2 separate regions of the Homo sapiens genome follow, and region 1 is linked to region 2. Evidence: chromatin loops called from intact Hi-C (ENCODE). Cell type or tissue: Caco-2. All regions are shown on one strand. Each heading gives the region's core, and the rest is flanking DNA. Links, peaks and the distances in the headings are about the cores only. Region 1 overlaps LNC-RHL1 (lncRNA regulator of hepatic lineages 1). Region 2 overlaps SIK3 (SIK family kinase 3).

Region 1 (12,408 bases), core at 3,129-7,128, 260 kb after region 2:
TCACAGGGCATTAGGGTTGGAGGGAACAACCTTGTCTCTCAGCCCTAATTCCTTTGATATCATTTAAGGAATGATCTTAACTCTAGGCTAACAGCCCTCGAGCTCAGGCACACCATTTGTTTGTTCATCATTGTATTTGCAGGATGTGGTAGCTAGCCCTCACAATGGTGGCTGATGTGTGATCAATAGGCTATGTCATGGTATTTCACTTCTAAGTCTAGATCATAAAGGGCATTGTGGCACCTACCTTGATTTCTCTTGGATCACTCATTCTGAGGGAAGATAGCTGCCATGTTGGGAGGACGTGCAAGCAGCCCTGTGAAGAGGTCAACACAGGGGGGAACTGAAGCCCCTTCCAAACAGCTAGCACCAACTTGCCAGCCATGTAAAGTGATTCACCTTGGAAACAGATCCTCCAGCCTCAGCCAAGCCTTCAGATGCAACCTCATGACAGACTCTGAACCAGAAACACACAGCCAAGCTGCTGACCCACAGACTTTGTGAGAGATCATAAACATTTACTGTTGTTCTAAGACACTGTTTTAGGGTGCTTTGTTGTACAACAATAGCTTACTGAAAATACAGAGAGCCTAGCACAGTGCCTGCATGTGGTCATCACTCAATGGTTGAGCGAGTGAATCTTGCTTAGTATTGAACACTCCCACTGACAGCTAACTGTACCATCTCTCAAAACAATTCATTCTATCTTTGGGCAATTCTGTTAAAGATTATTAGAATTAAATTGGATCTTTCTCAATACAGCTTCCACATCTTGGTCTTATTTTTACTGCTCTTTCAAAAATCATTAAACTGGAATCTTTCTTAACATAGCTTCTACACTTTGATCTTACTTTTTTTCTCTTTCGAACCATAGAATAATTATTCCTTTATACATGCATTCTACGTACAGGAAATCTTCCCACAGACTCATTCATGGAACCCCAAACCATATGGAGAAAATTGAGCCAGAGATGTGTTATACTTCACAGCTGCCTTGGGTTGAAGAATCTTGGCTGGTTTCTGAAAGGGCAGAAGTCTTGTCTATGTTTATTCTTGAACAGTCAGTGCCTAGCATGATGACTAGAACTTAGTAGGTATTCAATAAATATTTGTTGACTGAATGAATTTAATAAATCTTTTTGTCTTGCTGAGTTGTATGAGATATATATATATTTTTATATTTATATGTATTTATATCTATATTTATATATAAATATATATATATCTCATACAACTCAGCAAGACAAAAAGATTTAAATATTTAATATATTTAAATATTTAATATATTTAATATATTTATATTATTTAAAATTATATTATTTAAAATATTTAATATATTTATATTAAATCCCAAAGTGCTGGGATTACAGGCGTGAGCCACTGCGCCCGGCGTGGATCCTCTCATTTTCTTATCTTTGTTCTTACTTCAATCTCTACATGCTCTCCCTTTCTGAACTATTTCTTTACTCTCTATTCAGTTTTTATTTCTACTATCTTTTTTTTAATTTCTAAGAGTTTTTGTTATTGTTATTCTGTGAAGGTCTTTTTATACTATCCTGTTCTTGTTTAATCAATGTAATCTTTTCATTCTCTGATGTTATTAATGGCATTTTTCAATGTTCTTCTTTCTGTATATTCTCAGTTTTCTCTAACTTCCTTTTTAAATATTTGTTTGTTTTGGGTCTCTATCTTTCATGTTAGAATCTTTCCTCAAATGACTGGTAATCCTTGGTTGCTTAAGTTTAAGAGTGGGAGATTTGGGCTGGGAGCGGTGGCTCACGCCTGTAATCCCAGCACTTTGGGAGGCCAAGGTGGGTGGATCACGAGGTCAGGAGATCGAGACCATCCTGGCTAACATGGTGAAACTCTGTCTCTACTAAATATGCAAAAAATTAGCCAGGCGTGGTGGCAGGTGCCTGTAGTCCCAGTTACTCAGGAGGCTGAGGCAGGAGAATGGCGTGAACCCGGGAGGCAGAGCTTGCAGTGAGCCGAGATCGCACCACTGCACTCCAGCCTGGGTGACAGAGCGAGACTCTGTCTCAAAAAGAAAAAAGAAAAGAATGGGAGATTTTAAAGGTGATTTGAAGCTCCAATACGTGCGTAGTACTTATTGACTATGAATGTCACTGCAGGGTGATCCACTGAGATGTTTAGCTGGGGAACCCCATTGTGAAAATCTTTGGGTCTTACCTCTTGAGCTGGACATATTCCCCTAAGAAATGTCTTTCACTCTTCTGCCTGGAGGGTAAAGGCCTGAATACAGTGTCCCTGGGGCCAAGTGGAAGAAGCAGGAGGGTGATTCAGCATTTCAGAGGGTATACTTTGATTTAATCCTCTTGCTAGTACAGGTCTCCTGCCCTCAACTCTGCCTGACGTTCAAGAGAATAAACTTCCAGTCTTCTACTAAGGTGAGACAGGGAAGCTAAAGCTCTAACTGCTCCTTAAATAGTTTCAACCAATCTTTCATGTTTTATGACAGCCTCCTCCGTCACCTCTACTTTCAGTAGAAACTGGTGTCCCAATTCAGGACAGTCATATATGGCTGTGCAAGCTGTGCACTGTATCATTCTGAGGCCACCTCCCTCACAGGGTAGACATGACAGATTTGTATATTTATCATGTCAAATTTCTGGCAGACGGCTGTAGAGTGTCTTGAGAAAGGGGAGGCTGTTTCTATTGCACACACAGGTGCAGCGTGGGCTGGCAGGAGCCCTACTATCATCTCTTCGCCTTTTGAGAATCCAGCGGTGTAAGTCAGGCTGGAACTCATCTTTTCTCACTGCCAGCTCATGACCAGCATTCCCAAGGCCGGCTAAATCAGTCACAACTGGTCCATTTGCTTTCTAACATCCAAAATTGTGCTGTGGTCTTTTCTTCCTTTTCCCGATCCCGTCTCTTTTTTTTTTTTTTTTTTTTTTGTTTTTTGAGACAGGGTCTCACTCTGTCGCCCAGGCTGGAGTTCAGTGGCACAATCAGGGCTCACGGCAGCTTCTACCTCCCAGGCTCAAGTGATCCTCACACCTCAGCCCCCTGAGTAGCTGGAACTACAGGTCTGCCATGCCTGGCTGATTTTTTGTATTTTTTCAGTAGAGACAGGGTTTCGCCATGTTGCCCAGGCTAGTCTCAAACTCCTGGACTCAAGCGATCTGCCCACCTTGGCCTCCCAAAGTGCTAGGATTACAGGCATAAGCCACAGTGCCTGGCTACATCTTTTCCCAAACATTTCTTCATTATAGTTTCAGGAGGATTTCAGGAAAAAAAAGTGAAATTAGATGCATGCATTCAATCTTCAATGTTTGTCTGGAAGTCTATACAAGTAGCATTGACAGAAGATTGCTGAAAGCTTTATGGTACATTCATTCCTTTGGAGTCTAAGCCATTGGTTCCAACCTCCCCAGGAAGTCTCCAGTGTTATGGAAAAGGGTTTGTGAACAGGAATGTACTTGGACAGAAAATGTTCTTCCCTTCAAAAATGTATCTTAAGGCCAGGTGAGGTGGCTCACGCCTGTAATCCCAGCACTTTGGGAGGCCGAGGCAGGCGATTGCCTGAGGTCAGGAGTTGGCGACCAGCCTGGCCAACATGGCGAAACTCTGTCTCTACTAAAAATACAAAATTAGCTGGGCTTGGTGGCTTGTGCCTGTATCCCAGCTACTTAAGAGGCTGAGGCAGGAGAATTGTTTGAACCTGGGAGGTGGAGGTTGCAGTAAGCCGAGATTGTGCCACTGCACTCTTGCCTGGGTGACAGAGCAAGACTCCGTCTCAAAAATAAATAAATAAATACACAAATAATAAGAAAAAAATTATCTTAAGAAAATGATCATGGAATGCATGCATTTAGCTATGTGGATGTTCATCACAGTGTTGTTTATAATAAAAAATTAAAACAAGCCAGGCACGGTGGCTCATGCCTGTAATTCCAGGACTTTGGGAGGCTGCGGTGGGCGGGTCACTTGAGGTCAGTAGTTCAAGAGCCTGGCAAACATGGTGAAACCCTGTCTCGCGTGTGACAGTCTCTACTAAAAATACAAAAATTAGCCAGGCATGGTGGTTCATGCCTGTAGTCCCAGCTATTCAGGAAGCTGAATCAGGAGAATGGCTTGAACCTCAGGAGGTGAAGGCTGCAGTGAGCCAAGATTGCACCACTGCACTCCAGCCTTGGTGACGGAATGAGACTCCATTTCAAGAAAAAATAAAAAATAAAAATAAAAGAAAGAAGGAAAAAAAATATGTAATTGACTGAATCCCTCTCTTCGCGGGTTTTCACGAAACCCAAAACCAATGGTGAAGATCTGGCAACCTTGTCATCTGTTAGTGCTTCTATGATTGTGCTCTTCATCGGGTCATGATTTTCTGCGATTATTTCTATTTTCCCCATCCTGTGGTCCTCTCTGCAAGCCCCTCTCTTTTATTACCATTTCAATTTTCATTTTCTGTAGCCTCAAATCTTTGGTGATGAAGAGGAGTACATATAAACAAAACCCAAACAAATAATAATGAAAATCTTTATCTGGAGTTGGCACACCATCACTATGTTGACTCAGAATGTGTTCGGTACATTTTGTGGCACTCAAGTCCACGTCACTGGTCCCACCCAGCTGTTGCACCACCGGCAGGCATTTTTGACACAAACATCTAGCAGTGGGGCATTTCTCGACCTGATGGATCATGGTCTGCGCAGGGTAAACAGGTTGTAGTGGCAAGCCTGAGGACCCGAGGACCTGCTGTCCTGGCTATCACTCAGAACTGGTTCTGCCTATGCAGGAGACAGGAGAAGAGGGAAACTGAGGGGGTTATGTTCGTGCTGAGACAAGGCATGGTGGGACAAGGAACGAGAGGTGATGACTTGGCAGCTGTGCCTCGGCTTGGCTGTTCTTTCCCTGGCTGGCCTTGAGTTACTGTTCTTGTACCCAGATCAGTTAACACATGGACCTGGTACCCCTATATTCCATCAGGCCTCTTTCTCCCAAATCCTAAACCCCCTGGGGTAAGGGGAAGAGCACCTGGCTTTTTACTTAGGACGGTGTTTTCTCCCAGTAGTTAAGTGTTGAGGCTCTTTGTGGTATGGGTCTGGTCTTAGGAGCAAAGTCCTCTCTTTGCTCCCAAGCAGGAGACAGTGTACTGAGCATGGACTTTGGAGTTAGATAGACCTGGAATTGGCCCAGGGCAAGACCTTGGGCAAGAATCTCTCTGAACTCCAGTTTCTCTGTAAATAAAATGAGGATAACAATTCCTACCTTAGAGTATTGACTTGAGCGTTACAGATAAGAAAGGTAAATACTGGGCACAAGGTAGGTCCATAGAGAGCTCATTGTCATTAAATCTTTTCAAACCCAACTGGGCCAGATTCTGGAAGGCAGAGAGCCTTGTGGGCGTGCCCAGGCTGCTTCCCACCCCAACGCGCTAGCCACACTGAGCCCTGCATCATTTCCCCAACCCACTAGATGAGGGTTTGTGTCTTATTCTCTCCAAGATGTGGCAGGGTGCCTGGCACACAATATGTGTCCCACCTCTCTGAGTCCCAACCAGGTTGGCCTCAGTGCCAATTGCTGCCTTCATCAGCTTTAGAGATGTGCGATGCATCATTGATCTCTCTTCTGAACCCGCCATGCCTCACACTTCTGTCAGCCCTGGTCATAGCCCAAAACATAAGGCTCTCTAGCAAGGTCACGGCCTCCCACCCCACTCTTCTTCCTGCATTGTTCTTTGCTTATTCTCTCTATCCAACATCCCGAGAACTATTCCCTCCCAGTTTTCCCACTGCCTCTGGAACACACTCCTCTGCATCTTCAGCCTTCCTAGGTGCCTCCTTCCACTTCCTGTCCTCAACTGGGCTTGGCCTTGGCTCAGGCTGCCCTGCTCCCTGGCTTCCCCTCGGTCCTCCTGCATGGAGGCTGCTGACTCTCAGGTGGGGATGCTGTTCTTTCCATATCAAGTTTGCTGACTTGTTCTTATATTTTTTTTCTGTGATTCCATCAGTTTGAGGAAATGGTATTAAAATCTCCTACCAAATTTGTCAAGTTCTCTTTGGGACTCAGTGGCTTTTTGCTTTACGTATTTTGAGACTATGTTGTCAGGTTCAGAATTGTTTTATCTTCCCAGTGAATTTATTCTTCTTCTTCTTTTTTCTTTTTTTTTGAGACAGAGTCTTATTCTGTCACCCAGGCTGGAGTGCAGTGGTGCGATCTCAGTTCACTGCAACCTCTGCCTCCCCGGTTCAAATGATTTTCCTGCCTCAGCCTCCTGAGTAGCTGGGACTACAGGCATGCACCACCACACCCGGATAATTTTTTGTATTTTTAGTAGAGACAGGGTTTCACCACTTTGGTCAGGCTGGTCTCAAACTCCTGACCTTGTGATCCATCCCCCTGCCCCGGCCTCCCAAAGCGCTGGGATTACAGGTGTGAGCCACCACGCCCAGCCAAATTTCTTCTTTGATCATTAAATAATGATCTGCTTTATCCCTATCAATCCTATCTATCCCTATCAATCCAAATAAGCAAAGCTTATTTGTTCTGATGTTACATTGCATACCTGCTTTCTTTTGATTACTATTGGTCTGGTATGTCTTCTTAAATTCCTTCCCTGGCTCCACTTTTTAACCTTTCTCTGACATTATATTTTAGGTATGCCTCTTATAAATTGCAAATAAGTAGAGTTTTTATAAAATCCAATCTGAAAACAACAACAATAGTAAACTGATGTAGCACCTACTGTGTCAAGCATGTTTGTGTGCTTTTTAACCTACAGTAATAAAGCATTATTTCCCACAAGCCCTATGAGGCAAGTATTATCATTATTCCCCTTTTACAGAGTTTGAGGCTGGGTGCAGTGGCTCATGCCTGTAATCCCAGCACTTTGGGAGGCCAAGGCGGGAGGATCACTTGAGCTCAGGAGTCTGAGACCAGCCTAGGCAATATAGTGAGACCCAATCGCTACAAAAAATTTAAAAATTAGCTTGGCAGGGTGGCACATGTCTGTGTTCCCAGGGACTCAGGAGACTGAGGTGAGAGGATCGCGTGGGCCCAGGAGGTGGAGGCTGCAGTAAGTTGTGATTGGTGATTGCACCACTGCACCCAGCCTGAGTGACAGAGTGAGACTCTGTCTCAAAAAAAAAAACGAAAGAAAGAAAACAAAAGAAAGAAATGGAATCACAGAGAAGTTAATTTGCCAAAGGTCACAGAACCAATAAGTGGCAGGACTTCGACCCAGCGGACTAGTCCCAGAGACAATGCCTTGTGGGCTCACTTAATCTATTTAATTTGATAGTGATTACTGTTTTATTTATGTCATATTATTTTGTATTTTCATTTTACTATGATATTTCTTTGCTTCTTGTATCTTCCTGCTTGCTTCTCTGTTGGTTTTGTGTTCCTTTAAAGACTAATTTCACACCTTTTAAAAAATTCAGTTAAAAAGTTCAAACTGCACATAAAGAGTCAAACAGAGCCAGGTGTGGTGACTTATGTCTGTAACCCCAGCACTTTGGGAGGTCGAGACAGGGGGATCACTTGAGGCCAGGGGTTTGAGAGCAGCCCGGGCTACATAGCAAGGCTTCATCTCTCCAAAAAATTGTTTTTTAAAAAAGAGTCAAACAGATCTACAAGTTAGTTTAAAATAGCAGCAGTATCTCAACCCCCACCTCTATTTTTCACTCTACAAAAACAACTACTGTCAACTGTTTTTTTGTTTCGTTTTGTTTTGTTTTTTTTTGAGACAGAGTCTCACTCTGTCACCCAGCCTGGAGTGCAGTGGTACAATCTTAGCTCACTGCAACCTCTGCCTCTCAGGTTCAAGCGATTCTTCTGCCTCAGCCTCCCATGTAGCTAGGATTACAGGCATGTGCCACCATGCCCGGCTAATTTTTGTATTTTAAGTAGAGACAGGGTTTTACCATGTTGGCCAGGTTGGTCTCGAACTCCTGACCTCAGGTGATCCACCCTCCTCGGCCTCCCAAAGTGCTAGGATTATAGGCCACCGTGCCCGTCTGACATTGCCTCTTTAGAAAGAAGTGCAGTTCATCTTCACTGATGAGGGAGCTTTTCTTCATAGAATAACATCAGCTGAAATATATAAAAGAAATAGTAGAATTAGAACATTCTCATTCTGCAACTCTTCTAATGTAATAATTAATTCAGGCAAAAATCTTGAATGTATGCTATGTTCATCAGGTTGCCAAGGTATTTTAAGATGCCAAAGTATCCCAATTCTGTTACTTGTTAATTACAAAGGGAAATAACCTATCTTTCCAACCAAGAGGTCTGCTAGTGACCACCTCACGAAGTGAAAAAACTAAGGATTGCTATTAGTGGGACAAGTAGCCATTGTGTACCTCCTGATATGACATCATGTGAACTTCTCACTTCACCTTTAAGTATTCTTAGCCAGGCACAGTGGCACATGCTTGAAATCCCAGCACTTTGGGAGGCTGAGGCAGGGGGATCGCTTGAGGCCAGGATTTCAAGACCAGCCTGAGCAACATGTCAAGACCCCCACCTCTACAAAAAATTAAAAAGTTAGCCAGGTGTGGTGGTCATGCCTGTAGCCCCAGCTACTTAGGAGGCTGAGGTGGGAGGATCACTTGAGCCCAGGAGTTTGAGGCTGCAGTGAGCTATGATCACACCACTGCACTCCAGCTGGATGACAGAGCAAGACCCTGTCTCAAAAAACAAAACAAAACAAAAAACACCGAAAAAACCCCACAGTAAATTAGAAGAAAGCTGCATAAATTAGAAGAAGCTGATGTGAAATCCTGAGTCCATGGTTCAATTTAGGAGGGACCATCTGGAGAGCAGGGAACCCCCAAAAGTCAGTTTCTTTAGGCCTATTTCCTTGGGCCAGCCAAATTTCTCAGGGAGAATGTTGTTCCATTTTCAATATGGGGAAAGATGGTGAACTGAGGAGTCTTTTAAAAAAATTTATTTTTGAGATGGGGTCTCATTCTGTCGCCCAGGCTAGAGAGCAGTAGCATGATCATGGCTCACTGCGGTCTCTAACTCGTGGGCTCAAGTAATCCTTCTGCCTCAGCCTCCTGAGTAGCTAGGACCACAGGTGCCACCATACCTGGCTAATTTTTGTATTCTTTGCAGAGACTGGGTCTCGCTACATTGCCCAGGCTGGTATCGAACTCCTGGGCTCAAGCGATCCTCCTGCCTTGCCTTCTCAAAGTGTTGGGATTACAGGCATGAGCCACTGTGCCCAGCCTCAAAATTTAATGTATAAAGTTTTCCTTAATTTTTCTTAGCACAAAAACCCTGGCCCCCAACAATACCTAGTTTTCTCCAGGCCGGAGTCCCACTCTTTTACCCTTTTCAGAGAGAATAAGCATCTGGTTTTCTGCTGCTTTGGGGGTACCCAGCCAAGTAGAGTTGAAGAGAACAGCTGCTTCTCAAACAGACTCTCGACCAACTGCCATATTTCTAGTCCCACTGCCACCCACTCTTCCAGAAGAATGTTGACACTAATGTCAGAGCATTTGGAGAGTTTAGTAGTGAAAATCAGGGGCCTTCTTGGCTTTCTCCACTGCTGCTTCAAAATTCATGTCAGGTGTGCCTGTCACCACCGTTTGATCATTTGGAAGCTTTCCAGCTTCCCAAATGTTGTTATTTTTGTCTCCTTTTCTATTTTCCCTTTGGGTTTATGCATTTTGTAAAAAGTGCACTTCAATGCCACGTTATTGAGATTTCAGAGAACAGCAGAGGCTAATGCATGCAATTAATCCACCGTCCGTTACTAGAAGTCAATCGGATGCTCTTTAGTCTCTCTTCCCCATATACTAGTTTAAAAGTTATCCATTCTTTCTATTCGTTTTATGGGTTATCCTTAAAATTTTAATATTCTTGTCTGACCTAACAAAGTCTATAGATAATCAATATCCCTATCTTCCTCCCGAATAATGCAAAGGCTGCTGAATGCTTTCACTTTGATCTCTCCTTTCCCATTTCCAGGTTGCTTCGGTCTGATATTTTAGTTCCTCATTACTTTTAACACCTCCTCCAAAGTAGTCCCTTCATCAATAGATGTTTTTGAGCCCTCCCTACCATGTGATAAGCACTGGTCTAGGCACTGGGAGTACAGTAGGAAATGAGATAAACTTGGCCAGGTGTAGGGTGGCTTACACCTGTAATCCCAACACTTTTGAGGCCGAGGCGGGCAGCTCGCTTGAGCCCATGAGTTCGAGACCAGCCTGGGAAACATAGCGAGACCCCCGTCCCTACAAAAAAATATAAAAATTAGCTGGGCATGGTGGTGTATGCCTGTGGTCCTAGCTACTCAGAAGACTGAGGTGGGAGGATCATCTGAGCCCAGGGTGGTCGAGGCTGCAGTGATTACACCACTGCACTCCATCCTGGGCAACGGTGAGACCCTGTCTCAAAAAACAAACAAACAAACAAGCAAACAAAACCCCCACAAACTAAACTATGTGTAAATACATTTTTGTTAGGTAGAACTATATGAAATTGCCACTATTTGACCAATTTTTAGTGAAAACTAGTCTCATAAGTGTGTGTGTGTGTATTTTCACTAATGTTTTTTGGATTTACCTAAACGTTTACTAATTTCATTGCTCCCCATGTCTCCTTCTATCCTATTCCTTTTTTCTGGGTTCTGTTTCCTTTTCAGATTTTTAGTAGTTCTTTTCAGTGAGGATCTGTGAGTGGTAAACTCTCTTTCTCTGAAATTAACTTCTTCCTCTCAAATAATAGTTCACCTGAGTATAAGTCTTGGTTGGCCATTAATTTCCTTTCAGTCTTTAGAAGGTACATTGATGATAAATCAGTTGCCGGTTTAATCATGCTTCGTGTGTAGATCATTAGTCTTTCTCTTTGGTTGATTTTAAGATATCCATTGCCTTCAGTGTTCTGCAGATTCCTGCGATGTGTCCTCATTTGGTTGTGTGTTAATTTTTCCTACCAAGACTCAGGATGCTTCCTGTACCTGAGGATTCCGGTCACATCTTGCTTCAATGTTTGAAATTTCTCAGCCATCATCTTTTGAATATTGCCTCTTCCACAGTCCCTGTGTTCTCTTCGTGGAAATCCTACAGGCATATATTGGACCTCCCATTCTGTCCTCCATGTCTCTTACCGTCTATTCATACCCTCCTTTTTATATTTAATTTTTTTGAGACAGAGTTTTGCTCTGTGGCCCAGGACGGAGTGCAATTGCATGATCTTGGCTCACGGCAAACTCTGCCTCCCAGGTTCAAGCTATTCTCCTGCCTCAGTCTCCCAAGTAGCTGGGATTACAGGCATGCACCACCACGCCCGGCTAATTTTTGTATTTTTAGTAGAGACGGGGTTTCACCATATTGGCCAGGCTGGTCTGAAACTCCTGACCTCAGGTGATCCACCCACCTCGGCCTCCCAAAGTGCTGGGATTATAGGCATGAGCCACCATGCCTGGCCAATATCACCCGCCTCGGCCTCCCAAAGTGCTGGGATTACAGGCATGAGCCACCGTGCCTGGTCAATATCCTCCTTTTTATTTCTGTGATTCTTTCTGTGTGATTTTCTCAGATCTACCTTCTAGCTTACTAATTCTCTCTCCAACTGTAGCTAAATGTGTTTTATATTATAATGACTATATTTTTTTCACTTATAGATGTTCTATTTAATTCTCTTTCTTTTTGACAAATAGAACTTATTTCAAAACAAACAAAAGGCCAGGCATGGTGGTTCATGCCTGTAATCCCAGTGCTTTGGGAGGCTGAGGCAGGAGGATTGCTTGAGCCCAGGAGTTCAAGGCCAGCCTGGGCAACATAGTGAGATCCTTTCTCTACCAAAAAAATAAAAAATCAGCTGGGTGTTGTGGGACACTCCTGTAGTCCCAGAAACTACAGATTCTTGGGAGGCAGAGGCTGGAGGATTGCTTGAGGCAGAGGCTGGAGGATTGCTTGAGCCTGGGAGGTTGAGGCTGCAGTGAACTGTGATCATGCCACTGCACTCTAGCCTGGGTGACAAAGTGAGATCCTGTCTCAAAAACAAATAAACAAACAAGCAAAGAAACAAAAAAATGCTTACACAGGTTACTACTTTCTTGCTGGGATAGTTTTAACACTGCGTTAAGCATAAACACCTTTCTTTCTGAAATGTATTTGAGATGTATATTGATTTTTAAAAAACCCACACCTCCATTAAGGTCTGGTGATAGCAGTAGAAACAATGTAGAGTGGCTCCACAATCATATAGATGTTTTTGGTGCGTTCTGAGATGGAGTCCAGGAACACCAAGTAAAGACTGCTACCTCACAGTTTACATCTGAGTTCTTAGAAGACAAGACTGAAGGAGAACAATTTGTAACAAGATTTACTTGGCCCGGGTGTGGTGGCTCACACCTGTAATCCCAGTACTTTGGGAGCTTTGGGAGTCCGAAGTGGGTGGATCACCTGAGGTCAGGAGTTCAAGACC
Region 2 (12,408 bases), core at 4,147-8,146:
ATTTTTGGGGTGTTATTTGGTGTAAAGAGTTTTTTTTTTTTTAGGATATCATACTTAATTCTGGCATGACCTCTTTAGTGTCTTTTAAAAAACTCTCATTTTATAACTTTGGGCATTTCTAGAAAAGCAACATTTTTCTCACAGTTTTCTAATGCAAAATACACAGAGGGGTAGGTGGCAGAAAAGGTATCGAGATGATTGTGTTGGCACCCCACTGATGTCGAAGCAGATAGTGGAAAAGACATTACTTAAAAGTGTTTTGCAGATTTCGGGTTAAATTAAAAATATGACAATTTTAATTTAATTTAATTAAAAATATGACAATTCTCAGGCCGGGTGTGGTGGCTCACGCCTATAATCCCAGCACTTTGGGAGGCCAAGGCGGGCGGATTGCCTGAGGTCAGGAGTTTGAGACCAGTCTGGCCAACATGGTGAAACCCCATCTCTACTAAAAATACAAAAAAATTAGCTGGGCCTGTAATCCCAGCTACTTGGGAGGCTGAGGCAGGAGACTTGCTTAACCAGGGAGGTGGAGGTTGCAGTGAGCCAAGATCATGCCACTGCACTACAGCTGGGTGACAAAGCAAGACTCCGTCTCAAAAAAAAAAAAAAAAAAAAGGTGTTATGCAGATTTCAGTTTAGCCACCTTGATCCTCCCACCTTGTGCATGACACGTTACCTTCCTGTGGCATGCAGTATTTGACTGATTCATTGGATGTGACTTGCATTAAGTTCAGATAACATTGCTGAATAATCACTTTCTTATTCTTTAGTGTAGCCTCCTTTCTCTGTAGAACATCAGAAATTCTTAAACTCTGAAATACAGCATTCTCTTGGGATTTTCTGTAATGTCTTTCTCATGTAGGAACCAACTTCAGGGTCTTGTGAGCATCAGAGAAGTTTAAGGTCTAGGGAACTGAGCTAATGGAACAAGGCATGCCTAATGTGATAAAATCCTTGCTTTCTTTGCAATTGAAATTGTTTATTCTAAATAACTGCTAATTTACAAATGTATTTTCACATGATTACCCATTCTGTTCTCAAAGAGCATAATAGGGGTTTTGTGACTTTCAGACTTTCCTGAAAAAGCCTAACCGTGGATTTTAGAATTATTAAGCTAGAAAAATACACACATACACACACAGGTTTGTTTGGGACCCTTAGTCTCCACCCTGGAATTAAGTGACACTGAAAATAACTCTGGAATAAAAGGTTTTTATGTAGCAGAATAGTTGACTTACAGGGGTTCTTCCCTTTGCACATTTTCTCTGGGTAGAAAATGAGCTTGTTTTTCTTTTAGTTGTATTACAATTTTTTTTTTCCTCAATGCTAGTCTTAACTGAGAGATTTTTAGGCAGTTAACTCTCCCAGCACAGCAATAAGCAGCTTATTAGTAGATATTATCTCTTGTTGATTTGTTACCCTTGAGATTTACTGTGCTTGCAAAACACCTGTCTGTATTTGAGCTTTGCTAGGTAGTTGGCTTTTGTGTTTGACTGAAGATTTTTTCCAAAGAAAGCAAATAGCTATTAGGAAAAGAAAGAGTCAGCAAATTTCTGTATGCTTTCATGGAAGAGATTTCCCAATTAGAAAGCTTTTGTAGGCTTAACCTTTTGCCCTAAAGTAACCCAACATTTCATTATGTATTCCATTGAGGTTTTGGAGCTCGGCACCAGAAAGCGAGGACCAAGGTTGAATGTGAAAGGAATATTCAGAGGATGAAGCTCATAGTCAACAAAGTGCTGCTTCATAGGCTAGGTCCAAAAATAACCTGCTTGCCATAGGGAGCAAGAATGGAGGTAGCATTAGCTGCTGTTTTGAGCAGTGTTTCATGTCCTGTCATGTCATTCCAGAATGGTTTTTTGGTTTTGTTTAGAGACAGGGTCTTGCTCTGTTGACCAGGCCAGAGTGCAGTGTGGTGTGATTGTAGCTCACAGTCACCTCAAACTCCTGGGCTCAAGTGATCCTCCCATCTCAGTTTCCTGAATAGCTAGGACTACAGACACACACCATTGCACTTGGCTAGTGGTTTTATTTTTAGTATAGACAGTGTCTCGGTTTGTTGCCTAGGCTGGTCTCAAACTCCTGGCCTGAAGCAGTTATCCTACCTTGGCCTTCCAAAGCACTGGAATTATAGGCATGAGCAGCCACACCTGGTCTCATTCCAGAATAATTAAAATTATGTTTAAGGCAGCCGGGTGCAGTGGCTCATGCCTGTAATCTCAGTACTTTGGGAGGCCGAGGCGGGTGGATCATGAGGTCAGGAGTTCAAGACCAGCCTGGCCAATATGGTGAAACCCCGTCTCTACTAAAAATACAAAATAAAAATACAAAAATTAGCCGGGTATGGTAATTAGCGGGTGCCTGTAATCCCAGCTACTTGGGAGTCTGAGGCAGAGAATTGCTTGAACCCGGGAGGTGGAGGTTGCAGTGAGCCAAGATCGCGCCACTGCACTGCAGCCTGGGTGACAGAGTGAGACTCCATCTCGAAAAAAAAAAAATTGTGTTTAAGGCAATATCATTTAAAATTTTATTTTGGGAGAATGTTGCCTTGGTAAATTGGTAAATAACAGTTGTTCTGAAAGGTTTCGGAAGAATGCCTTTCTGCTAAATTGAAGAAATTAACATAATTTACTCTTCTGTAAATAGGGGGATGGTCTGCATTGTGCTCATTTAATCATTGGAGTTCAAATTAATGATTTGCTGGGGTCCTGTGGTGAATCTTGAGTGATTAAGAGGGAGAACTCAGTCCTTGGTTCAGAAAAGTTAGCATTGGAATGGATCCTCAACAGGCCCTGAAGGTAGGAAGTGTTCTGATTTAGAGAGCTCTTCCAAGGCTTGTGATGGAACCCTGCAACGGTAAGTTTTACGAGTATCAGTAACTGGCCGGGTGCAGTGGCTCACACCTGTAATCCCAGCACTTTGGGAGGCTGTGGTGGGTGGATCACCTAAGATCAGGAGTTGGAGACCAGCCTGGCCAACATGGTGAAACCCCGTCTCTACTAAATATGCAAAAATTAGCCAGCCATGGTGGCAGGCGCCTGTAATCCCAGCTACTAGAGAGGCTGAGGCAGGAGAATTGCTTGAACCCAGGAGGTGGAGGTTGCAGTGAGCCGAGATCGTGCATTGCACTCCAGCCTGGGCAACAAGAGCAAAAAACTGTCTCAAAAAAAAAAAAAAAAAAAAAAAAAAGCCAGGCTTGGTGGCTCACGCCTATAATCCCAGCACTTTGGGAGCCAATGTGGGCAGATCATAAGGTCAGGAGATCGAGACCATCTTGGCTAACACTGTGAAACCCCATCTCTACTAAAAATAAAAAAAAAATTAGCCAGGTGTGGTGGCGGGCACCTGTAGTCCCAGCTCCTTGGGAGGCTGAAGCAGGAGAATGGCGTGAACCTGGGAGGCGGAGCTTGCAGTGAGCCGAGATCGTGCCACTGCACTCCAGCCTGGGCAGCAGAGCTGAGATTCCTCAAAAAAAAAAAAAAAGAAAAAAAAATAATCAATAACATAGAATGTGGATATACATAGCACATAGATACGTATAGCAAGTCAGGAAGTTTGCCTAGAAGGAATAAATTAACTCTTGTTACTTGGTGAGATCATGGAAGGGAATGTAATTTGTTTTAGGTGGTGGTAATTGTGAGTTTGAGGCTGGCCCAGGAAATGAGTTGTCAGATATGCTGTCATCCTCATTAATGGTTCAGCTTATTTCTCAGGTTTATAGTTGTATGAGGAGATGCTATGCCTACCCCATTTAGGGAACTATTAGGTTCAAAATCATAAAAGCTAAAGAAGAGTGAAATACAGTGAAAAGTATCCTGTTCACACATACCCCATGATCATCCAGATTTCCCTTCCCAGGGGCAGTTGATATTATCTGTGTCTTATATGTCTTGAGATAGTTTATGTGTATAGAAGTAAATGTAAATATCTACTACTTATTTCCTCTTTTAACACAAATTATAGTAAATAATATACAATAGTCTGCATCTTACTTTTTTCACTCTCGTATCTAATGTTAAAAAAGCTACGTGGTATTCCAATGAAAGGATGTATTATATATATTTTTTAGATATTTCATTTGAGTTGTTTTTTTTTTTTGTTTTGAGACGGAGTCTCTCTCTGTCACCCAGGCTGGAGTGCAATGGCGCGATCTTGACTCACTGCAACCTCCACCTCCCTGGTTCAAGCAATTTCCCTGCCTCAGTCCCCTCAGTAGCTGGGATTACAGGCTCATGCCACCACACCTGGCTAATTTTTTTTTGTATTTTTAGTAGAGACAGGGTTTCACCATGTTGGCTAGACTGGTCCCAAACTCCTGACCTCAGGGAATCCTCCTGCCTGGGCCTCCCAAAGTGCTGGGATTACAGGCGTGAGCCACCACGCCTGGCCTTGAGTTGTTTCTAAGCTGTTGCTAATAAAACAATGCTAGAGGATTTAAAAAAATATGTTAGGGTTTTATATTGACAAGTAAATATTGTCATAATAGAAACTTGCTATACTTATAATAATAATACATCTATAGAACATGTTCATAAATGTCTATTTGAGCCTTCCTGTAAGGTAAGTACAACATTTTATCACTTCATAACTAGTAAAGTGGCAGAAGTAGAGGTAGAACCAAGGTCTTCTGACTCCTATTTGAGTATCTGTCTACTTTACCCAAAATACATATACTGTTGTGGGGCTGTAGGGAAGTGGGGGTGGGAAAATAAGAGGAAGTAGACCTAGGTGGGGCAAGCTTGAGATAGGGATGTATCTGTCATTCTAGAAATTGGGATCCTGTTTGCTAGGAGTAAGTGGAACTGGACATCAGCCTGTTACAGGGACATAAAGGCACTTAGGCACTGGCAGAGCACTATGGTTTGATTGCCATCTTGGAGTACAGTAGTATGGTAAGCCAAAGAGTGGTAGTTCTGGAGAAGCTGGGGACTGTCAGAGCTCCCTAGAATAGACTGAGAGTGAAACAGCATTCACGATTTGCTAAGGAGGCTGGGCTACTAGGAAGGATAAGGTAGGAGCCCAGGAGTTCAGGGCTGCAGTGAATTATGATTGTGCCACTGCATTCTAGCCTTGGCAACAGAGCAAGACCCTGTCTCTTAAAAATATTGGTCAAGACCATAAAACAAGAACATAGGCCATAGTGAAAACATAAAATTTTCTTAGCAGCTGTGGTAGCAAACATGTTAATGGTAAGGAGATAACTGTAATGTTAGTCAATTTTGGCTTAAGACTGAGGACTGAGAAACAGCCTTCTTCCTCCGGAGGAGCAGTTAAGTCATCTTACAACTGGGAGTAGAGAGACAAGGACGTGTGAAGCTGATTCATGCTTTCATTATATAGTTAATACTATTTGGAAACCTGTGTGTAGGTCTGGTCAATAGACTTCCATCTTAATTGCTGTATGCTAAGTGCCTCCTATGTTCTGTATACTTCATATAATTCTTGCTAGCCTTCAACAGCTTTTTACAAAGTAACTATTGTTTTACCTAATTTCTATTGAGAAAAATGAGCTTCACTTAGGTAACTTGTCCAAAGTTCTTTACCTTGTAAGTGGTAGAGCTGAGATTTATAAGTAGGTCTATATGACTCCAGGGCTCTTGTTCTTTCCACGATACCAGGTATTAGGCATCAAAATTGGACAGTAGAATTCTAATCACAGCTGTACATAACCAGAAAGTATGAGTATGGATGAGTGTTAGCATGTAACCAGACAACTTGTCTGTTATGGATGATTTGGGCTGAAAGAGTAGAAGGAATGCTAAGGAAAATGAGCATTGGAGATGTTGAGAGCTCGCAAACTCATGATGAATGTGTATATAATTTAAGTAATGCACTTGCTGTGCATATGTAGAGCCTTAAGATAAAATTTCCAATGCTCCCTTCCCTCATTAGGTTTTTCTTTCTAAAGTCCTTCTATATTGAGATTATATAGCTGCCACTAAAGACTGTAGCTGGTAGTAGCCAGGACCTGGAACTTTTTGGCAAGAGGGTGTTATCTGGAGGATCCAAGTATACTGAGATCAACATAATCATGAATTCTTCTCCCACTGTAAAGTTTGAGGAGGTAAGAATCTCCTTGACTTAGCAAATTTGGGCTTATAAATGCTAGGTCCAACTAGACTTTACTGGCCTCAATCCCTTAGCATTATCCTGCAAAATACTGATGTATACTTTTTGGATAATACCTTTGATCTACTTTCAGCCACCATTGTAGGGAATTGTTAGTATGAGAGGTTGACATTTTGGTTAAATAATCACTTGGAAACTGTGACTCAGCATTAGTCACTGGCTTTCTGCTGGGTTACATTCTCTTGTCTCTTGCCTTAATTGTGGTAAGCCTCAGCCATTTGATTACACAACTACCAAAGAGGATGACCTTAGTGATAACCCATTCACATTTTCAGATAGTAAAAATATTAGGGACAAAATCTTTCATATGTATTAGCGAGTGGTATGGGTTCGCCTCTGGAGAAATGTTAGCACATTTTCCAGGTTTGCCCGATGATATTAAAAGATGAATAGCTATCTTAGTGAAAATAGCTGTTTACACTTTTAGTTAGTAGTTTTTAAAAGTGGAAATGTAACAATATGCTTTTTGGACACAGTCATGTTATTTTATTTTTATTTTTATTTTTATTTTTTTTGAGACGGAGTTTTGCTCTTGTGCAGGCTGGAGTGCCGTGGCATGATCTGGGCTCACTGCAATTTCTGCCTCCCTGGTTCAAGCGATTCTCCTACCTCAGCCTCGCTGGTAGCTGGGATTACAGGCACATGCCACCAGGCCTGGCTAATTTTTGTATTTTTTGTGGAGATGGGGTTTTGCCATGTTGGCCAGGCTGGTCTCGAACTCCTGACCTCTGGTGATCTGCCCACCTTGGCCTCCCAAAGTGCTGGGATTACAGGTGTGAGCCACCACGCCTGGCTGTGGATATAGTCATTTTAGTATTTGAGATTAAATATTAAACCTCATTTGGCGAACTTTAAAACCATCAGTGATTTGAGTTAATTCTACCTGTTTTACCTTATTTTTCACCAGTGTGTGTTTCCTCACTGCCTCATTATATTGCCACATTTAATCTTTCATTAAAACAAACAAACAAACACAACTCTTGGCTGGGTGTGGTGGCTCACACCTGTAATCCCGGTACTTTGGAAGGCTGAGGTGGGAGGATTCCTTGAGTTCTAGACCAGCCTGGTCAACATAGGGAGATTCTCTCTCTCCTGAAAAAAAAAAAAAAAAAAAAAAATTAACCAAGCATGGTGGCACACATCTGTAGTCCCAGCTACTCAATAGGCAAAGTGAGAGGATTGCTTGAGCCTGGGAGGTTGAGGCTGCAGTGAACATGATCAAACCACTGCATTCCAGCCTGGAGGACAGAGCGAGACCCTGTCTTACAAAACAAAACAACAACTCTTGGAATTTCTCTTTTCCCCTCCCTTCTTCTTCCCCTTCTTCCTTCTATTTATCCTTCTGTTTCATCTACAAATATTTGAGTGTCACTGTGTTCTAGGCACTGTGCCAGACATTGGGATTCGTTGGTAAGCAAGAGAGAGAGGCATGGCCTCTGTCCTTATGAGCTTGCAGTTTATCCTAGTGTTACTTATCTAGTCTGCCCTGCCTTCAAGGTTCAGTGGAAGCCCGATCTTCATGTAGTCCTTTGACTTCTTTGGCCCTTGCAAACCTATCCCTTTGACCTATGCTACTTTAAATCTGATTCATACAATTTAGCATTTATTGATATAATTTCTTATACTGTGGGCTAATTGTTTAAATATCTTGTTTTACTGGCTAGAGTATAGTTCCTTAAGGACAGAGACTGTCATGTTATTTTTTTTTTTTTTGCAATACTGAGCCCAAAGGTTTTGATTTCAGTCTGCCCTGCTGAATGTTGAAGTTACTAGTAGCTCTTGGGACTTAGAAGTAGTGATGAGATAATGCCTTGCTTTTTAGTTTATTTTCTATTTTGTTTTATTTTATGTTTCTTTTTTGAAATGGTATTGGGCTGGCCGCAGTGGCTCACGCTTGTAATCTCAGCACTTTGGGAGGCCGACGTGGGTGGATCACCTGGCCAACATGGTGAAACCCCGTCTCTACTAAAAAGACAAAAAGTTAGCCAGGTGTGGTGGCGGGGGCCTGTAATCCCAGCTACTAGGGAGGCTGAGACAGGAGAATTGCTCGAACCCGGGAGGCGGAGGTTGTGGTGAGCTGAGATCGCACCATTGTACTCCAGTGTGGGCAACACGAGTGAAACTTCGTCACAAAAAAAAAAAAAAAAAGAAAAAGGGCCGGGCGCAGTGGCTCACACCTGTAACCCCAGCACTTTGGAAGGCAGAGGCGGGTGGATCACCTGAGGTCAGGAGTTCGAGACCAGCCTGGCCAACATGGCGAAACCCTGTCTCTACTAAAAATACAAAAATTAGCTCGTGTGATGGCGGGCGCCTGTCATCCCAACTACTGAGGAGGCTGAGGCAGGAGAATCTCTTGAACCCAGGAGATGGAGGTTGCAGTGAGCCGAGATCGTGCCATTGCACTCCAGCCTGGGCGACAAGAGTGAAACTCTGTCTCAAAAAAGAAAAAAAAAAAAAGGTATTGTTCAGTCATCCAGGCTGGAGTAAAGTGGCACAATCATGGCTCACTGCAGCCTTGAATTACTGGGCTCAAGTGATCTTCTTATCTTAGCTTCCTGAGTAGCTGGGATTACAGGCAGTAGCGACCATGCCTGGTAGATTATCCCTTTAAAAAAATTCCTTCTAGTTGTTTGCCTAATATTTGTTATCTGCTTCTGTTAATCTGTGCTAAAAATGAGTGGAAATGACCTTACTGATTCACTATTTGCATTTATATTGTTTTCTAGTGAAGGGGTTGTATTTGAGGTTACCATTGCATAGCTTCTCATCTAGTTCTCCTTGTGACATTATAATGAGGGATGCATTTCATGACTAAGGAATAGAGCTAAGCTAATGTTGATCTCTTAGTAGCATGTTGTAATCTTTTGGGCTTAAATGCCCTATCACTATGCCTTAGTTCATGAAGTGTTAAAAGTAACTCACCTAAAATGGGAAGCGGAGAATGTAATAACTTAAAGATCAAAATCGAATTTCTCATAAAGATTTTTAGAAATAGAAAATAATCTTTTAATGGGCCAACATTATTTACATTTTATGATGTTAGAGATCAAAACTCTTCCTGAGTAGTAAATGAATGTGGCGACTTAAATGTGAAGGAGGGAGGCTGTGTGATTGACTTAAATGTTTTTCTGAATGTGCTAAAAGCTCTGAGGTAATGGCAAACTTCAATATTGGAAATAGAAGGGATATATTCTTTATTAAGAAGGAGAATAGAGGGTACTGGGGGAAGGAAATGCTCTTTTGCCTACACTTAAAAATTAAGAAGGTAAGTATATGAAATTGAAGGGGTAAAAGACCACAGAGCAGGAGACAAGGAAACCGTTATTTCCCTCTGAAATAATTCTAGATGGTGATTTGAACAAACCAGTTGCTAAAAAACTTATATGATAATTGGGGCAGTTTGAACATTGACTGGGTATCTGATGTTAAGGAATTATTCTCTTCAGATGGGGCAGTAGTATGGTGGTCATATTGCAGACAAAAAGTACTTACCTTTTAGAAATATATACTGAAATACATATGGATGACGGAATGTGTCTGAGATTTGCTGGGGGAAAGGAAGAAGTGGTCAGCAGTATAGATAAAATGGCCATGTATTTATTTATAACTGTCTAAGCTGGCTGATGGGTACAAGAGGCACATTGTATTATTTCTTTCTACTTATATATATGTTTGAAAATTTCCATAAAATAACAACAACAAACCCCCCCCCCCCCAAAAAAAAATCTTAACAACTACCAGAACTGGCAGAATTGTCAAGCCTACCCCTTTATCTTCTTTCTCTCTAATTTTAGATGGGCAAGTAAAGCCATAGATTCATGCTGATGTTTCCAAATGGGAATGCAGTTTAGATTTCCATCCCCTTAAGTTTCAATCTATCTGTAGTGCAGCATCACTGAGAGAACAAGCCCTGCTATTTTCCCAGCAGTGTGGTAAGTTACAACAGGGTAGGAGTCATACTACCCATCTTTAAGGCTCTTCCTCCTTATAGGTGAAGAAATAAGATTTAAAAAGCAAAACATAATTAGAGAATAGGAAAATGTGGTTTAAAATTATATGTCATATTTTATAGTTCTGGCCAAACATAAGAAATTCTAGAGAAAGGAAAGAACATTTTGGGTTAGGAATAACCAAAGGCTTTTCTTTTGAAACAGGGTCTCACTCTGTCACCCAGTTTGGAGTGCAGTGGTGCATTTATGGCTCACTGTGGCCTCAACCGCTTGGGCTCGCTGCAGCCTCAGCCTCCTGGGCTCAGCTGCCTGAGTAGCTGGGACTACAGGCATGCGCCACCTGTCCAGCTAATTTTTGTATTACTTTAGAGATAGGGTCTCGCTATATTGCCCAGGCTGGTTTCAAACTCCTGGGCTCAAGTGACCCTCCTACTTTGGCCTCGCAAAGTGCTAGGTTTACAGGCATGAGCCATCATGCCAGACCACAAAGACATTTTTTATTAGGCCAGTGGATGTTCGGATCATCTTTAAACAACATTGAAAGTTGAATTGCTGACAGTAATATGGGGATAGCATTCCAGGGAGAGAAAATACTATGTTTGGTGGAGAATAGATGAATTTGGATTGGGGAACAGAAGATATTTTTGATGGGTAGGATGGGGTCATTTCATAAAGGACATGAATTTTTAGTTGAGACATTTGGGCTTGATCTTATAGACCTTAAGGAGCCATTTTTGGGGTGTGGGGAACCATTTTTGACCCTTAAGCTACCTAAGTATTTATTAATTTGGTTTGATGATAATATTGTGTATTCTTAGTTGCAGGCTTTTGCATAGAGAGTATAACTTGACTTTGTAGCCTTTACATTCTTTTTAACATAAATTTGTTATTTCCACAGTGTTCCAAAAGTTATTCAGGGACCAGAATTAATATTTATTTTTTACAAATTATTTATTTATTTATTTTTGAGACAGGGTCTTGTTCTGTTGCCCAGGCTGGAGTGCAGTGGCGCGATCTCGGCTCACTGCAGCCTCCGCCTCCCGGGTTGAAGCGATTCTGCCTCAACCTCCCCAGTAGCTTGGACTACAGGTGCCTGTCACCATGCCCAGCTAATTTTTGTATTTTTAGTAGAGATGGGGTTTCACCATGTTGGCCTGGCTGGTTTCGAACTCCTGACCTCAAGTGATCCTCCCGCCTTGGCCTCTCAAAGTGCTGGGATTACAGGCATGAGCCACCGTGCCTGGCCACATTTTGATATTTTTAATCAACTTTATTGAGGCATAATTTACATTCAATAAGATTGAACCATTTTAAGTTTACAATTTGAATTTTGACAAATATACACACCCATTTAATAACCATACAATCAAGATACAGAACAATTCAGTCTCGCAGAAAGTTACAGTAGCACTGTTTGCATTCATTCTCATCCTCCTCCACTTCCAGAAAACCACTGATTTGCTGTCACCATAGGTTAGTTTTGCTTTTTCTGGAATTTCATATAAATGGCCTCATCTAGGATGTACTCTTCTTTCATCAGCATTCTTTAAGATTCATTTATTGTTGTTTGTATCAGAGTTTGTTGTTTTTTATTGCTGAGTGGTAATCTGAGTAGTGTTACATTGTATGGATGTAACAAGATTTGTTTATTCATTCACCTATTGATGAACATTTGGATTGTGTCTGGTTTTCTTGCTTTTATGAATAAGGCTGTTATGAACTTCATGTACAGCTTTGCGTAGATGTATGTTTTCATTTCTCTTAGGTAAATACCTTACAGTGGAATGGCTGGGTCATATGGTTGGTAGGTTTATGTTTAACTTTTAAAGAAACTGCCAAATTGTCTTCCAAAGTTGCCGTACCATTTTATATTCTCTTTAGCAATATATGAGATAGGAGAGTTCTAGTTGCTTTAAATCCTTACCATTGCTAAAATGATATATCTTAAATTTTAGTTGTTCCAATAGTTGTGTCATGGTATCTTGTGGTTTTAATTTACATTTCCCTAATGACTAATGATATTGAGTATCTTTTTATGTACTTATTTTCATGCTGTGTATCTTCTTTGGTGAAGCATTTGTTCAGATCTTTTGCTCATTAAAAGAAATGGGCTGACCGGGCACAGTGGCTCATGCATGCCTGTAATCCCAGCACTTTGGGAGGCCAAAGTGGGAGGACCACTTGAAGCCAGGAGTTCGAGACCACCCTGGGCAACAAGCGACACTCTGTCTCTACAAAAAACTTAAGAATTAGCTGGGTGCTTGGCATGTGCCTTTAGTCCCAGCTATTCAGGAGTTTAAGGTGGGGGGATCACTTGAGCCTAGCT

What was found. A loop is a pair of places that touch in the nucleus more often than their neighbours do. Peaks named below come from ENCODE experiments on the same cell type or tissue, not always from the same donor. Only the 100,000 strongest peaks of a DNase experiment are listed, where the experiment ranks them.
Region 1: a loop joins it to region 2, with 8 times the contacts of the local background. A loop is called at or near these places in 1 of 110 quality-filtered maps.

The regions. Positions count from the first base shown.
Region 1 is chr11:116,801,262-116,813,669 of GRCh38, reverse strand. It overlaps LNC-RHL1 (lncRNA regulator of hepatic lineages 1), which reads left to right. Exons shown (of 2, transcript XR_007062898.1): 2 at 217-761. Among named protein-coding and RNA genes, the nearest start is that of LNC-RHL1, 6.7 kb to the left of the region's middle. In Caco-2, for the core only: no CTCF peak of the experiment used is centred there; DNase peaks (open chromatin) are centred at 4,629 and 5,159; H3K4me3 peaks cover 321 bases.
Region 2 is chr11:117,066,625-117,079,032 of GRCh38, reverse strand. All of the region lies in intron 1 of SIK3 (SIK family kinase 3), which reads left to right. It overlaps LOC124902763 (a long non-coding RNA gene), which reads left to right. Exons shown (of 2, transcript XR_007062899.1): 2 at 1-2,640. Among named protein-coding and RNA genes, the nearest start is that of SIK3, 26 kb to the left of the region's middle. In Caco-2, for the core only: no CTCF peak of the experiment used is centred there; DNase peaks (open chromatin) are centred at 6,304 and 7,542.